Linked DNA regions of Homo sapiens: all the other regions are linked to region 1. Evidence: chromatin contacts called from ENCODE Hi-C or POLR2A ChIA-PET data. All regions are on one chromosome and are shown on one strand. Each heading gives the region's core, a stretch centred on a gene start or an enhancer-like site at or near the end of the contact. The rest is flanking DNA. Distances are from core to core; before and after follow the strand shown.

Evidence for each region. Hi-C counts contacts between places; a loop is a spot of excess contacts on that map. ChIA-PET counts read pairs that join two places held with the same protein, here RNA polymerase II (POLR2A). Pooled maps may share reads with other maps.
Region 2: a pooled map shows a loop between it and region 1 (4-fold over the local background). The contact joins the enhancer-like site here to the promoter of ZNF407-AS1 in region 1. A Hi-C loop is called at or near these places in 6 of 168 maps with a recorded cell type or tissue (CD4-positive, alpha-beta T cell, CD4-positive, alpha-beta memory T cell, CD8-positive, alpha-beta T cell and 1 more) and 10 of 50 pooled maps. POLR2A ChIA-PET finds 5 or more read pairs at or near these places in 6 of 52 experiments (CD4-positive, alpha-beta T cell, CD4-positive, alpha-beta memory T cell, CD8-positive, alpha-beta memory T cell and 3 more).
Region 3: a map with no recorded cell type shows a loop between it and region 1 (11-fold over the local background). The contact joins the promoter of LINC01922 here to the promoter of ZNF407-AS1 in region 1. A Hi-C loop is called at or near these places in 1 of 37 single-sample maps with no recorded cell type and 2 of 50 pooled maps. POLR2A ChIA-PET finds 5 or more read pairs at or near these places in 1 of 52 experiments (activated B cell).
Region 4: a loop to region 1 is called in a pooled map, with 6 times the contacts of the local background. The contact joins the enhancer-like site here to the promoter of ZNF407-AS1 in region 1. A Hi-C loop is called at or near these places in 11 of 37 single-sample maps with no recorded cell type and 5 of 50 pooled maps.

What each region holds. Positions count from the first base shown.
Region 1 is chr18:74,595,745-74,599,173 of GRCh38, forward strand. ZNF407-AS1 (ZNF407 antisense RNA 1) reads right to left here and starts at 2,091. Exons shown (of 2, transcript NR_024484.1): 1 at 684-2,091. It overlaps ZNF407 (zinc finger protein 407), which reads left to right and starts at 2,126. Exons shown (of 9, transcript NM_017757.3): 1 at 2,126-2,193. RefSeq lists enhancers at 1,902-2,111, 2,902-3,121 and a silencer at 2,212-2,511.
Region 2 is chr18:74,376,600-74,379,709 of GRCh38, forward strand. No RefSeq gene overlaps it. Among named protein-coding and RNA genes, the nearest start is that of LINC01922, 31 kb to the right of the region's middle. Within about 2 kb of position 1,757, at least 4 of the 41 ENCODE cell types and tissues checked have a DNase peak (open chromatin) inside an H3K27ac peak, as active enhancers do.
Region 3 is chr18:74,407,573-74,410,749 of GRCh38, forward strand. It overlaps LINC01922 (long intergenic non-protein coding RNA 1922), which reads left to right and starts at 1,876. Exons shown (of 2, transcript NR_131977.1): 1 at 1,876-1,959.
Region 4 is chr18:74,805,012-74,808,436 of GRCh38, forward strand. The region is part of intron 4 of ZNF407 (zinc finger protein 407); the gene reads left to right. Among named protein-coding and RNA genes, the nearest start is that of ZNF407, 210 kb to the left of the region's middle. RefSeq lists enhancers at 934-2,133, 2,118-2,167. Within about 2 kb of position 1,845, at least 10 of the 41 ENCODE cell types and tissues checked have a DNase peak (open chromatin) inside an H3K27ac peak, as active enhancers do.

The DNA.
Region 1 (3,429 bases), core at 841-3,340:
TGTTAACTAAACCCCCAAGGTAAGAAAGGTAGCAAGATAAATCACCCAAAGATCACAGAATGCCCAATCCATATACAGAATTGTGCTATTGTTATTGTCAAGAAATTTATCACCTTGTCATACAACACCAACACTGTTGAAATAGCTATTAAAACACTGTAGGAAGTGCTAAATTTTCACATAAATTTTAAATTTCAAGTGAACTCTTTGAAGGCAGAACCCAGTTTTATCTTTTATATAACAGGCACCCAATAAATGTTGGTTAATGGAATACAAATAACATTTGCAGCTGGTCACTTGTGAGGAAATTGTTTCCCACATTTTTCTCTAGAATTTTTAATTAACTATTACTATTAAACTGAGTCTACATGATGGAAAAGCTTGACTCTGGAGTTTTAGGTTGAGTTCCACTTTTACTAGCTGTGTGATCTTGGAACAGTTTATTAGTCTTCTAAATTACTGTTCCTTACTGTGGATAAGAGAATTCATGTGGATTACAATCAGAATTAAACCAGATAATGTCTACAAAAAGTTTTCTATGAACTATTTAAAAAGGTAAGGAATTATCACTCGAATGTATTCTGATTTAAACTGAATTGTGTTCGAATTGGCCTTGAGTGACGATTTGGCCTAGAAAGCCTATCTTCAGAACATCACACACACACAAAAATCCAATTACTTACAATGATTTTTTTGAGACGGAATCTCGCTCTGTCGCCCAGGCTGGAGTGCAGTGGCGCAATCTCGGCTCACTGCAGCCTCCGCCACTGGGTTCAAGCTATTCTCCCGCCTCAGCCTCCAAGTAGCTGGAATTACAGGCTCGCACCACCATGCCTGGCTAATTTCAAATTTTTAGTAGAGACGCGGTTTCCCCAGGCTGGTCTCAAAATCCTAGCCTCAAGCAATCCACCGACTCGGCCTCCCAAAGTATTGGGATTACAGGCGTAAGCCACCCCGCCTGGCCAGTGATCTTCCTAAACAGAAATCTGATCACATAACTTCCCATTACAGAGTCTAACCCTAACCCTGTGCCTACAACATAGTCAAACCTCTTTAGCAAGGCAGATGACCTCAAGCAGGATTTCACTGCCTCTTTGTCACAGCACTTAACAAGCTGTGATGTATTTATTTTTATTCGTCTACACAGGTCTTCCCTACTAGATTCTGAGTTTCAGAAGAAAGGCCTCTAACTCGAGGTTCATGAATGGACCTGCACAAGGGGGCGGACGGGCTGAAGTCCTGCCTTTTTTTTTTTCCAAAAAACCCGTATGCTGTGCCGTTAACGTTCATAAAAAAGTCCTTGTCGAACGTTTTAAACAGCCAAGGTGTTTCAGCTTTAATAAAAGCTGAAAATTTGGCAATACCAAACAGGTCACCAAGCCACAGTCCGCTTCTTGGCCTCCTCTTTGGTATCAGAGTTCGGCTAGCGGCTTCCTGTGGCCTCTTAAACAAGGACCTCATTTTGGGAGCCATTCGAGAGATTTTTTCTCATCATCTAAAGTAGCATTCTCGCCTTGCACAGCTGAAAGTCATTTCTCGAAATCGGAGCGCCAGAAGCGACAGGAGCCACTCCAGGCCCGGGGGAAGCGAGCAAAGGGGCAGCGGGCTGCGTTTGCCAACGTAGGCCTCTCGGGTCCCGCGCCGTTCTGGGCCTTCTCCGTGTTTCCGGCGCCGCCCTCGGGGTCCCTTACAGAGGGCGGGAGGCGGGTGGAGAGACGGGGCAGGAAGCAGGCGGGATCGGCCTGGGAAGAACCCGTTCTGGGACCCTCTAGAAATCCCAGACAGCCCTCCCGGGCTGACAGCGCCTGCCTTGGAGCCCGACGCGCTCATCGAATTTAGATTGACTCCTTCGGCTCTCCGTTTTCCTTCTCTAAGGGAAGGGTGGGACTTCCTATTTTATCTCTTAGCGGCTTCCGGCAAGAGCTGATGTGTTAAAAACAAGACAGCACATGGGCCTGCCGGCCACTCGGATAAAAAACAAGGAACTCGACCTGGATTGTACTAAACCAGTTCCAAGATTCTGTTTTTCGGCTGTGGCGTCCGGCGCTGCATCCACTACGGAGTCGCCTTGGAAGCCACCGGAAGTCCTTCGACGGAGAAACAGGATGTCCCGCCTCTTCCTCCCAAAGGGAAGACGGTGAGCCGGAGGAGTCAGTCAGAGGGGCGAGCAGGAGCGATTCCGTCGCCAAACAGGTAAGTTATTCTCTGGCCGGGGCGGGGGGTTTGGAGGCGGGGACCGTCCAGCGTCAGCGCGGGGCCTGGGGGCGGTGGCTTGAGGGCTCGAAGCCGGGCGGCTGGGCGCCCAGAGCCCCGTCTGGGCCCTTCGCTCTTTCTCCTCCCCCCTCCCCCCGCCTCCGCCCCTCCCTGTCGCCTTCCTTCCCGACACCCGCCCAGACTCACGCCCGGACACACACCCTCGCTCGTTCGCTCACGCTGCCTCGCCGCCCTCCTCCCCCAGGCCCCAGCTGCCGCCCTGCCCTCTCACCCGCTCGCTCCGCAGGCCGGTCCCGCGGGCAGCCTCGCTCCGCGCCCTTGCGCGAGCGGAGCTCTTGTGGACACCTCGGGGCTGCGGACCTAGCGTGGCCTCGGTTTCCCCTGCCGGGTTCGCCTGTCCGCGCAGAAACAGTCCCCCGTTCCTTCGGGACGCACCCCTGCACCGAAATCGGGCCGTTCTCGCGTGCCCGGGTTGCTCTCAAGTGGAAAACAGATGCTCCCCTAGCTGCACAGCTGCAAGCTTTAGCGTCTGGTTTCCAGCAGGGGCTCCCTGGACCGCCCGCCCACTCTCGTGTCACCCCCAGGTGCCCTGGCTGCGCCGCTGCTACTCGCGCCTTCTTCCGTTAAGCGACGCTGGTGTGGGCGGGCGGAGGGCACACAAGTGCGGTGGCCGAAAGCACCGCGGTGGCAGCGAAGGGTCCTAGCCATTCCCGACTTCAGCTCGCTTTGCGCCACTGCGGGGAGACCCGCGGCTGCCTGACACCGCTGCGGGCAGCAGTGGGTTTCTCAGTAGATGCTCACCTCTTTCCAGCCAGCTAGCACGCCCTGGGTGCTTGGCCTCCTTCTGGAGTTTAAGCTGGTGGAGGCGGGGTGCAGTGGCCGCTGACCTCTGTCGGTTGCGCTGGGTTTTGAGTAGCCATTTATTTCATTGGGGAGTTTTGGAATAGGACATCCCACATCCGTGGACACACATGTAGAATACTTTTATAAGTAATTACAGTCTTAATAGTGATTTGAGTTACAGCTTTGCAGTCTATGCCTGGTGACATCCTAGTCGTAGTATGTATCTGTTTTGTGGTGAAGTGCTGGTCCATTTAGAACACTGTAGACAGGGGCCCTAACATATACTCATCAGAACCTTATTAAGAAGAGCTTATATGTCATTTGGCATACTCACTGTGCTTCATTTAGTACAGCAATCTTGTGTAGTAGGAA
Region 2 (3,110 bases), core at 507-3,006, 220 kb before region 1:
CAACAGATGAAACACCAGTAACCTAGTGCAAGTAGCACGGCCCCAAGCCCAGTTCATTCCTTCCCTTTTGCAAGCTGCACGGTCCCAAGCCCAGTTCATTCCTTCCTTTTTGCATAGCACGGCCCCAAGCCCAGTTCATTCCTTCCCTTTTGTAAGTTGCACAGCCCCAAGCCCAGTTCATTCCTTCCCTTTGTTTTTCCCCCGACCTGACCTTAACTTACTTTTCCTCCTGTCTTTCTCTTTTTCCTTTACAATGATCTCTCCCCCACTGCAGAGAAGTGAAGAGAAGGCCAAGCTGTCAGGGTTTCCTACAGCATGGGGAACTTCTCTAGGGACCGCCTGTGAGGAGATATGCACCAACTCCACAAAAATAAGCAATAAAATATTTGCACATTGTGGTCTATAGCCATATTTGGGAAAGAAAATTATTCTAAAAAATTATTCTAAAGAAACACAATCTGCAGCAATGTAACTCTGACACCGTAATCACAACCTTTACATTATTATCCAAAGGGGTTAGCTCCTTGGAGCCTAAGCCACATTATATCTTCTTCCTGGAGGAGGTTCATTCCCCACTGGGGTGATTTCCAAGAAGAAAGAAGGCCTCAAAAATAAATTCAAGTTTCTATCCCTTAGGAGGCAGGAAATCGCAGGAACTTTAAATTTACAACGTTTAAATATTATCTCTTCATTAAGGACGTGTGTGTGTGTGTGTGTGTGTGTGTGTGTGTGTGTGCGCGCGCGCGCATATATGTACCATTTATATATAAATAAAACCAGCCGGGAGCAGTGGCACTTTGGGAGGCTGAGGGGGGCGGATCACCTGAAGTCAGGAGTTCGAGACCAGCCTGGTCACCATGGTGAAACCCTGTCTCTACTAAAAATAAAATAAAATAAATAAAAATACATAAAAAAATTAAAAAAATTAGCTGGGTGTGGTGGTGTGTGCCTGCAGGTCCCAGCTACTTGGTAGGATGAGGCAGAAGAATCACTTGAACCTGGGAGGCAGAGGTTGCAGTGAGCCAAGATCATGCCACTGCACTCCAGCCTGGGTGACAGAGTGAGTCTCTGTCTCAAAAAAAATAAATAAATAAAGTAAAACCTTGGGATCTGGTCTCAACTTGCATTTTATTACTATTGTTTGATAAGGAAGAGAATCCTGTATTGGGAGCACTGGCTAGAAAATGTGGATTTTGCTTTGTTTTCTATAAGTGGCTACAGCATAAAAATAACCTCTGAATCTCGATGAGTATCTATTGATATCTAATGCCAGCTCCTTTTTCTAAGTATAATGGTCCCTGGAAAGTGTTGTTCAACTTCATTGTTACAACACTGGAATTCTAGTAACTTTGGAGACACTGTGGTGGTTTCTGCTGTTGCAGAAGAGTTAGAATATGATTTAATTGGGTGAGAGCTGTCCTCAGGAAATGCTGTGAAGGTCCCTGCCTTGTAAGCTAACAATCAAAGGAGTAGTTGACAAAAATATAGTGAAGAAATTCTGGAGCTGGTAGTTTGAATTCCTGTAAGTCCTTAAAATCACAAATTTTAGAGAACCTGGTGATATTTAAAGAGAAGAAAACAGAGCTTTTTGTTTTTGCCATTCAGAATTGTGTACTTTGAAAGAGGAAGTGGGATGAAGAAAGGACTATAAAGTGAGTTATGGTGTCCAATGGTAACCTGCAACAGCTTCAACTCAAAACAGCTTGAGGACATGTTTTATTCTCCGGGTCCTTAAAACCATGATCTCTACCCACACTCCCTAAAACTGGGGATTTTTAGCCACATCCGTCCCTCATCTGAGAACACCACATTTCTCCCTCTGTCAACATCTTGAGGAGCTCTGTGCCAGCAGCCACCCTTGCAGTTTAGTTCATTCCTCCATCAGGCTCCAGTTTGGAATCCAGTCCTGATTTGACCGCAGCCTCATGGGAGAGGCTGTACACTGTCTAGTCATGCTCATGACCACTGGAAACCTCCACACGTCATGCAGCTGCCCAGCCTGGGCACCCACAGCCCAGCTTCTCTCCACATGCAGACCTGTCCTCCCTGACTGCTGGCCCAGCTCCTGCAGTCACCCAGCAGCTACCAGAGGGCCCGGCCAAAAATCACACAAGACTTTTACTCAAGTTTTCTAAAATAAGATTGCTTATAAATGCCACTGACAACCATGTTCATAGTTTCGACTTCTTAATTTCTGCCAGCATTTCTACCTTAGAAGTTTCCACCAGCTTCCTGCCGAGCAGTCTTCATCTGTCCCCCTGATGGACTCCTGAGGACCTTTCTATCTGCACAAGGTAACAGGTAGGAGCTGGAGGGTTTCTTCTAAGACGATTCTGTGGAAGAAAATCCAGAAGACACTATGTGGAAATTATTAGATAGGAGATTAGGATCCAACAGGACATGCTATTGTATCTGTTGCCTCAGCCCCCCACAACAAAGAGTTCTCTACCCAAAATGCGAAGCTGAGGTTAAGAGACCCTGAGCTAGAGAACATGAAGGTACACCTGCTGACCCTCATCTTAGAACTACAGAGTTATAAAAATTACATTTTCTGTAACCCAAAGTTACAGAAAAATAGGACCTAATCTACACCAGCAGTCCCCAACCTTTTTGGGACCAGGGACTGGTTTCACAGAAGACAATTTTTCCACAGACCAAGGTTGGGGGATGGTTTGAGGATGCTTCAAGCCCACTGCATTTATTATGCACTTTCTTTCTATTACTATTACATTGTAATATATAGTGAAATAATTACACAACTCACCATCATGTAGAATTAGTGGGAGCCCTGAGCGTGCATTTCTGCAACTAGAAGTCCCAACTAGGGGTGATGGGAGATAGTGACAGATCATCAGGCATTAGATTCTCATAAGGAGCGTGCAACCTGGATCCCTCCCATGCACAGTTCACAGTAGGGTTTGCACTCCTACGAGAATCTAATGCTGCCACTGATCTGACAGGAGGCAGAGCTCAGGCAGTGATGTGAGTGATGGGGAGCGGCTGAAAACACAGGTGAAGCTTCACTCACTTGCCTGCCACTTCACCTCCTGCTGTGTGGCCCAGTTTCTAACAGGCCGTGGACAGGTACTGGTCCATGGCCAAGGGGTTAG
Region 3 (3,177 bases), core at 626-3,125, 190 kb before region 1:
TTAAATGTATCCATCCTAATTGAAACTATGTACTCTTTGACCAGTATCTCCCCATACCCCCAGCCCTCATAACCACCACTTTATTCTCTGCTTCTCAGAGTTTGACTTCTTTAGATTCCACATGAAAGCGAGGTCGTGCAGTATTTGTCTTTCTGTGTCTGGCTTATTTCACTTAGTGTAATGTCTTCCAGGTTCATCCAGTGAGTTTTCTGAAAACAAATTCTTTTTGTTTTCCACTTAGACAATCATATGATCCAAAAAATAATGACAGTTTTCTTTCTTTCTTCTCGTACTTAAACTTTGATTTCTTTTTCTTATGTTGCTGCATTGGCTAGGACTTTCATCCAGGGTGGTGAGGATTTCTCCCCACTGTGGCATTTTTGTTTTCTATTTGCTTTGCTTCGTATTTGGCTCCTTTCTTCATCATTTCCTTTTTTAAAATTGAATTTATCAAGGTTTCTTTAGTTTTCCTCTTTCTCTCTTTGTTAGACAGTTACAGTTTCGATTTCTATTTTAACACACATACCTAATCTTAAAACCTCTAAATGTTAACCCCATACTTACCTGCCCCTATGGGCAGGCTCAACATTCCAGAATATTCTGTCCAGATAGCTCTGGATCAAACTGCTCTGGATGAAAAGACATCAGGAATAGCAGCCTTTTCCAGTTCAGAGGTTCTGGTTTCTGGGGCTTCTTCCCAAGCTGTCATGCTAAAAAAAAGGCTTAAGACAATTTAGCATATATTAATTATTGTATGTGATTCATTATTCAACACTGATTCCACCCAGGATTATTGATAAGGTGTATGTCACACCTGTTTCTCTCTTTCCTACTCAATGGTCACAACACCTGCCTACACCTGGGTGGCAGGTATTGGCGCCTAGTGAGTCGCCGCCAGATTCCCAGCTTCAAATGGCATCTAGCAAGCAGCCCACGACCCATCTTCCAATTTTCCACTACAATCCTGGGGAGTATGAGCACTCCTATTGCCAATCTCCTTAGCTAAACTTAAATAAACACAACTCACATTTCCCTAAAATGGCATCCAAGTGGTCAGAACCATTTGCATATTTCTTGATGAAACAGAAGACATACAAGCCGTGAAAAGGATGGAATTTTAATTTTGATAATGGGTGACAGCTTGGCTTCTCTCCCAATGTGGTCTAGTTTACTTAGATTTTCCTAGTTAAGCTAAAAGTCTTTCCCTCCCTTTGGAGAATAGGTCTCCCTTGAATACTCTGGAATTCATTTCCTCTCACTCAAAATTAAAGCTAATGAAAATTTCTATTATTTTCTTTAAAAAAGAAAAAAAAAACCCACTCCCTCAGAATGTCTTCACTCCACATTCCCTCCTACTTCCCACATCATTTTTTATTATCTTAGTTCCATTCTTGTTTCCCTAAATCAGTCATTTTTAAGAGCTAAAACTTATCTAGGTTTCCTACCTTATGCTATTGACTTCTTTTCTTCCTGTGTGCCTCTCTCACTCACTGCTCCCAGAAACCAATCCCATTCTTGGATATACCCGTTGGTCATTCTTTCACAGAGGGCATGGCCTGGCAAACATCTTAGACTGCAAATGTCTTTATTTCACCCTCACTCTTGAAGGATAAGCTAGCTGAGTACACAATTCGAGGATGAAAGCTATTTTGTCTCATTAAAAAAAAATGTTATTTGCTGGTGTTTAATATAGGTTGAGCATCTTTAAGCCAAGAATCTGAAATGCTCCAAAACCTGAAACTTATGTGTGCAGACATGATGCTCAAAGAAACCCTCACTGGAGGATTTTGGCTTTTTTTTTTTTTTTGAGACGGAGTCTCGCTCTGTCGCCCAGACTGGGTTGCAGTGGCATGATCTCGGCTCACTGTAAGCTCTGCCTCCCGGGTTCACGCCATTCTCCTGCCTCAGCGTCCTGAGTAGCTGGGACCACAGGTGCCCGCCACCACGCCTGCTCAATGCGTAAGTATAATGCAAATATTCCAAAATCCAAAAAAAGTCAGGATCTGAAACCATTCTGGTGCCAAGCATTGTGGGTAAGGGATACTCAGCCTGTATTGTCGATGAGAAATCTGGTATTACTCTAATTGTCATTCCGTGGTAAGAGATGTGCCATTTTTCTCTGAAGTTTATCTTTGATATTTAATAGTTATGATGAGTCTAAGTGTGAGGTTGCTTCTGTTTTTCCTGATTCGGACCTCACATGCTTTTTGACATGAAGACTTAAGTCTTTCTTAAATTTTAAAACATGGCTAGGCATGGTGTCTGAAGCCTGTAATCCCAGCACTTTGAGAGGCCGAGGCAGGTGGATCACCTAAGGCCAGGAGTTCCAGATCAGCCTGGCCAACATGGCGAAACCCCGTCTCTGCTTAAAAAAAAAAAAAAATTAGCTGGGCTTGGTGTGGGGGGGCCTGTAACCCAGCTACTTGTGAGGCTGAGACAGGAGAATTGCTTGAACTAGAGAGGCGGAGGTTGCAGTGAGCTGAGATTGCACTGCTGCACTCCAGCCTGGGCGACAGAACGAGACTCTGACTCAAAAAAATAAAAATATAAAATTCTAAAAATTTTTAGCCTTTATTTTTTCAAATACTTTGTCTTTCCCATTCTCTGCATGCCTTCCCTCTGAAGGAAGTTCTATGGGTTCGATTATGTCTAAGCCAGTTTACATTTCCTCTGGGCATGTGTTGGAAGTTTTCCTTTCGTGTCCCATGCTGTTCTGTGTCCCTCCTGCGGTTCCCTCTGCCGCGTCCTGTCCCATGTTCCTGGTAGCTTCTGCAGACCTGCCTTCCCACTCGCACATGCTTTCAGTCGCGGCTGGTTTACTGTGCAGTGCATCAGTTGAGTTTTCATGATCACAACTGCATTTCTTAATAGAATTCCTACTCGTTCCTTTTTAATTTTGCCTGTACTTTTTTCATCCCCTCTCCTGAGACTTCAAGCACAGTTTTGTTGACATCTCTTCCAGATCCTTCCAGGGTGTGCTTTATTCTCATTGCTACATCCAGCCACTGGCACCAGGCAGTTTGTTCCCCACGTGATGTGTAATACTTGGCTTCAGTGTGAGCTAGTTCCATATGTAGACACACACCTGCCCTGGGGCGTGGGACATCCGCAGAGCCCCCAGGTTTCCTCATCTCTGGGCCAGTTTCCTGTGTTCTTTTCTCAGCTTATAGGCAGTGT
Region 4 (3,425 bases), core at 595-3,094, 210 kb after region 1:
CAATTGACATTATGTGCACAAATTAAAAGTTACCTTATAACAACAGTTTACTTTAAAAAATGACCTCTTTTTTCCCCCCATGTTGAAGTTCTGCTGTGTTATAGGAGGTGCATTTTTGTATGATGAAAGACTATTTTAGAACATAGTCACACACCTTGATGAAGGTGTTTCCTTTTTCTTTTTACTTGGGCTTTCATTTCAGAACTTCTATAATGAAAATAATCGTCTTTCATCTTACTCTTCTGCTATTTAAAAATCTTTGATTGCATTTTTAAGATTTGATTACATTTTGGATTTAAGCCTAAGTAAATAATTGAATTTCTCATATATTGCGGAAAATCTTTCTGCTTTCTGCTCCTAAATTCTCCAGTTGAACTGTCACAATAGTCTGATTTACACTTTTCTATTTATAGTTGTAGTGATAAAGATAAATACCTACTTACATTTTCAATGCAAATTGTCTAGTAGCAGACTGCAACATAAGCATACTGTTAAATCTAGCATTATCTGATTTTTTGATTCCATAATTATCTTTTGTTTTCCCCACAACTTTTTATTTTTATAATGGGAAGAGTAAAAATATAAGAATGTTATCAATACATTTATGATACTTTGGAGTAGAGACCTGACTTCTGTTAAACTGAACCAAAGTTTTCCTGTTGCTGTTTGATCATTGTTAGGTGGGAATGAACACCATCTGTTAAAGGGTCTCCACCTGGTATAGGTAGAGACAAGAGTCAGTATAAATTATATCTGCAATTTTAACTGGAACTGATTATAATGTTTTGAAGTCATTCATTGTTCATTGTTTTAAGACAGATTTGAGCATTGTGCAAGCAAATGAAGATGTTACGTTGTGTGAGAAAATTGAGATACTCCTACTTGACTTCTCGACTCGTCCTCTTTCATTCTTTGTTTAATGGAAGAGCTTATGGATGTATATTCTACAGACTTTACTATTTCCAATACATTTTTTTCCTAGTGATGTAACTCTTTTTGTTAAAAATTTTCTTGAGTTTTTAAATGATTTATCCTTATACACTAGAACTTGGGAAAATATCTTAAAATAATACTAAACGAGTAAGATTATACTTTGTAGAACTCCAAGCCATCACGTGTGCACTTAGGTTTCCTGCCAAATCTGGAGCAGTGGCTGGATGGCGCAGGGCCTGCTGTGACTGCAGGCCCACACCTTGGCTAGGCCGCGCCCCTTACTTAGGATTACTTAGGTTTTCCTTAGTATGGCTAATGTTGATTGTCTTTATCTTATCTCAGAAAGTCTGTGGCAGTTGTAAACTCTCAAGCTTTTGACAGTGGCACAGTGTGATATGTTGGGAAGTTGATTCACCTGTCAACCTGGTTGTAATTCACCAATCTCTGCTTTAGCCTATGCCAATGGGGGGTTGTAGGAGGAAGGCGAGAGCCAGGGGTGGAGGACCTGAGTTCCAGTTGGTCCCTAAGTAGCTTTATTTCCATGGACATAGCTTTTTGACTCTCAGAGCCTTAGTTTCATTTTCTGGAAAGCAGATATGATAAGATGTGGACTGTTGTGAGGATCAAACAAGATGATAAATGAAAATACTGTAAGGGAAATAAAATGACAACATGTCATAGTGGATAAAGCTCTAGCAGAGGATGATTAAGATCCAGTACCTGAGTTTAAATCCTGTCACCTCCATTTTATTAACTGATGCAATTTGTCCGAGTTACTTAACCTCTGAAACTCCGTTTATTCAACTAAAAATATAAGGAATAATACTCCCTTTAGAAAATTCTCATAAGGAGTAAATAGAGTGAGACTGAGTAAGTGTCCCAGCAGAGTGCTTGACATGTAGAAGCTATTCTAGGACTATGAGTCACCTTTACCTCACACCTATGATTAATTTAGCAAAAATTTTCTCAGGCATGGCATGGTTTTAGGTTCTAAGAATGGAGTGGTGAGCAAAATAAACACTTCTTACCCATAGAGCTTACATTGTTATGGCAGAACTGGAAAGTAAGTGAAGAAGCACATAAATAATTTCAGAAAGCAGTAGATGCCATGGAGATAATAACGGGAAGCAACAGGTGATTGTAGATAGATTGTTTACAGTAGGCACCTCTGAAGCCTTTTTAAGGCTTTTCGGGCAAATTAGCCTGCATTATTTGCAAGAAGTAATGCAAAGAGAGTCCCTGTATTCTGAGGCTGAGTAGGAACGTGAATGATGAGAAAGGCAGCATTAAAGAGTATTCTAGGTGGAGGGAACAGAAAGTACAGTGAAACTGAATTAGGAACTGAAAGTGTTGGGCTGCATGTGCTGAAGGAGGGTCCTGTGGCTGTAACACACATACAGGCCAGCTTGTAAAGAGACATGAGCAGGGTCCCGAGAGTCATGGAGGTAGTCTTCGTTGTGCATGGATATTCATGGGAAGGTTTTCACAGGGCAAGCAAGACTTTGAACAGTCACACTAGTTATGCTATAGTATGGTGCTCAAGTTCCCCTATGATAGTATTTCAAACTTCTGTATCCCCTGCCCCAGTTGTTGGCAACTGAGTATTTTCATCCTAAGTACAGAAGTTGGACAGGATATAATTTCAAGTGTAGAATAAAAATTGACATAGTAAAGTAATATTTGTACCACTTTAAAATGTATCCAATAGAATGTTAACACCATGATGATTTGATTCCCACCGTCCATTCATTTAAAAGTACATGAATAAGTTCTTTAACTGTCAGAAAATTTGTTTTTCTTCTTGAACTCACATCCCTTATTTCCCCCACAGATTTTATTGTATTTGTATGTGGACATATTTTAATGATCATCTTATCATTTCTGGGTATCAGTACATACTCACGGACACATACATTGATGTAAGGTTTTTTTAATTGTTTTATTTTTAAAAAATAAAAGATGAGGTCTTACTATGTTTAGCCTAGGCTGGTCTTGATCTCCTGGGCTCAAGCGATCCCCCACCTCAGCTTCTCAAAGAGCTGGGATTACAGGAGTATGCCACAGCACCTCACATTTTTTTTTTTTTGAGACAGAGTTTCACTCTTGTTGCTCAGGCTGGAGTTCGATGGCGCGATCTCGGCACACCGCAACTTCCGCCTCCGAGGTTCAGATGATTCTCCTACCTCAGTCTCCCGAGTAGCTGGGATTACATACATGTGCCACCACGCTTGGCTAATTTTGTATTTTTAGTAGAGACAGGGGTTTCTCCATGTTGATCAGGCTGGTCTCGAACTCCTGACCTCAGGTGATCCACCGGCCTTGGCCTCCCAAAGTGCTGGGATTATAGGTGTGAGCCACCACGCCCGGCCAGCACTTAGCATTTTTTATATTTTAGTATCTTTGCTCATAAAGCTCTAAGTGTTAAAAATGTGTAGAAAGGATTATTGTAATTACTATTAAAACGATTGAAACAACAAAGTCTATAAAGAGTT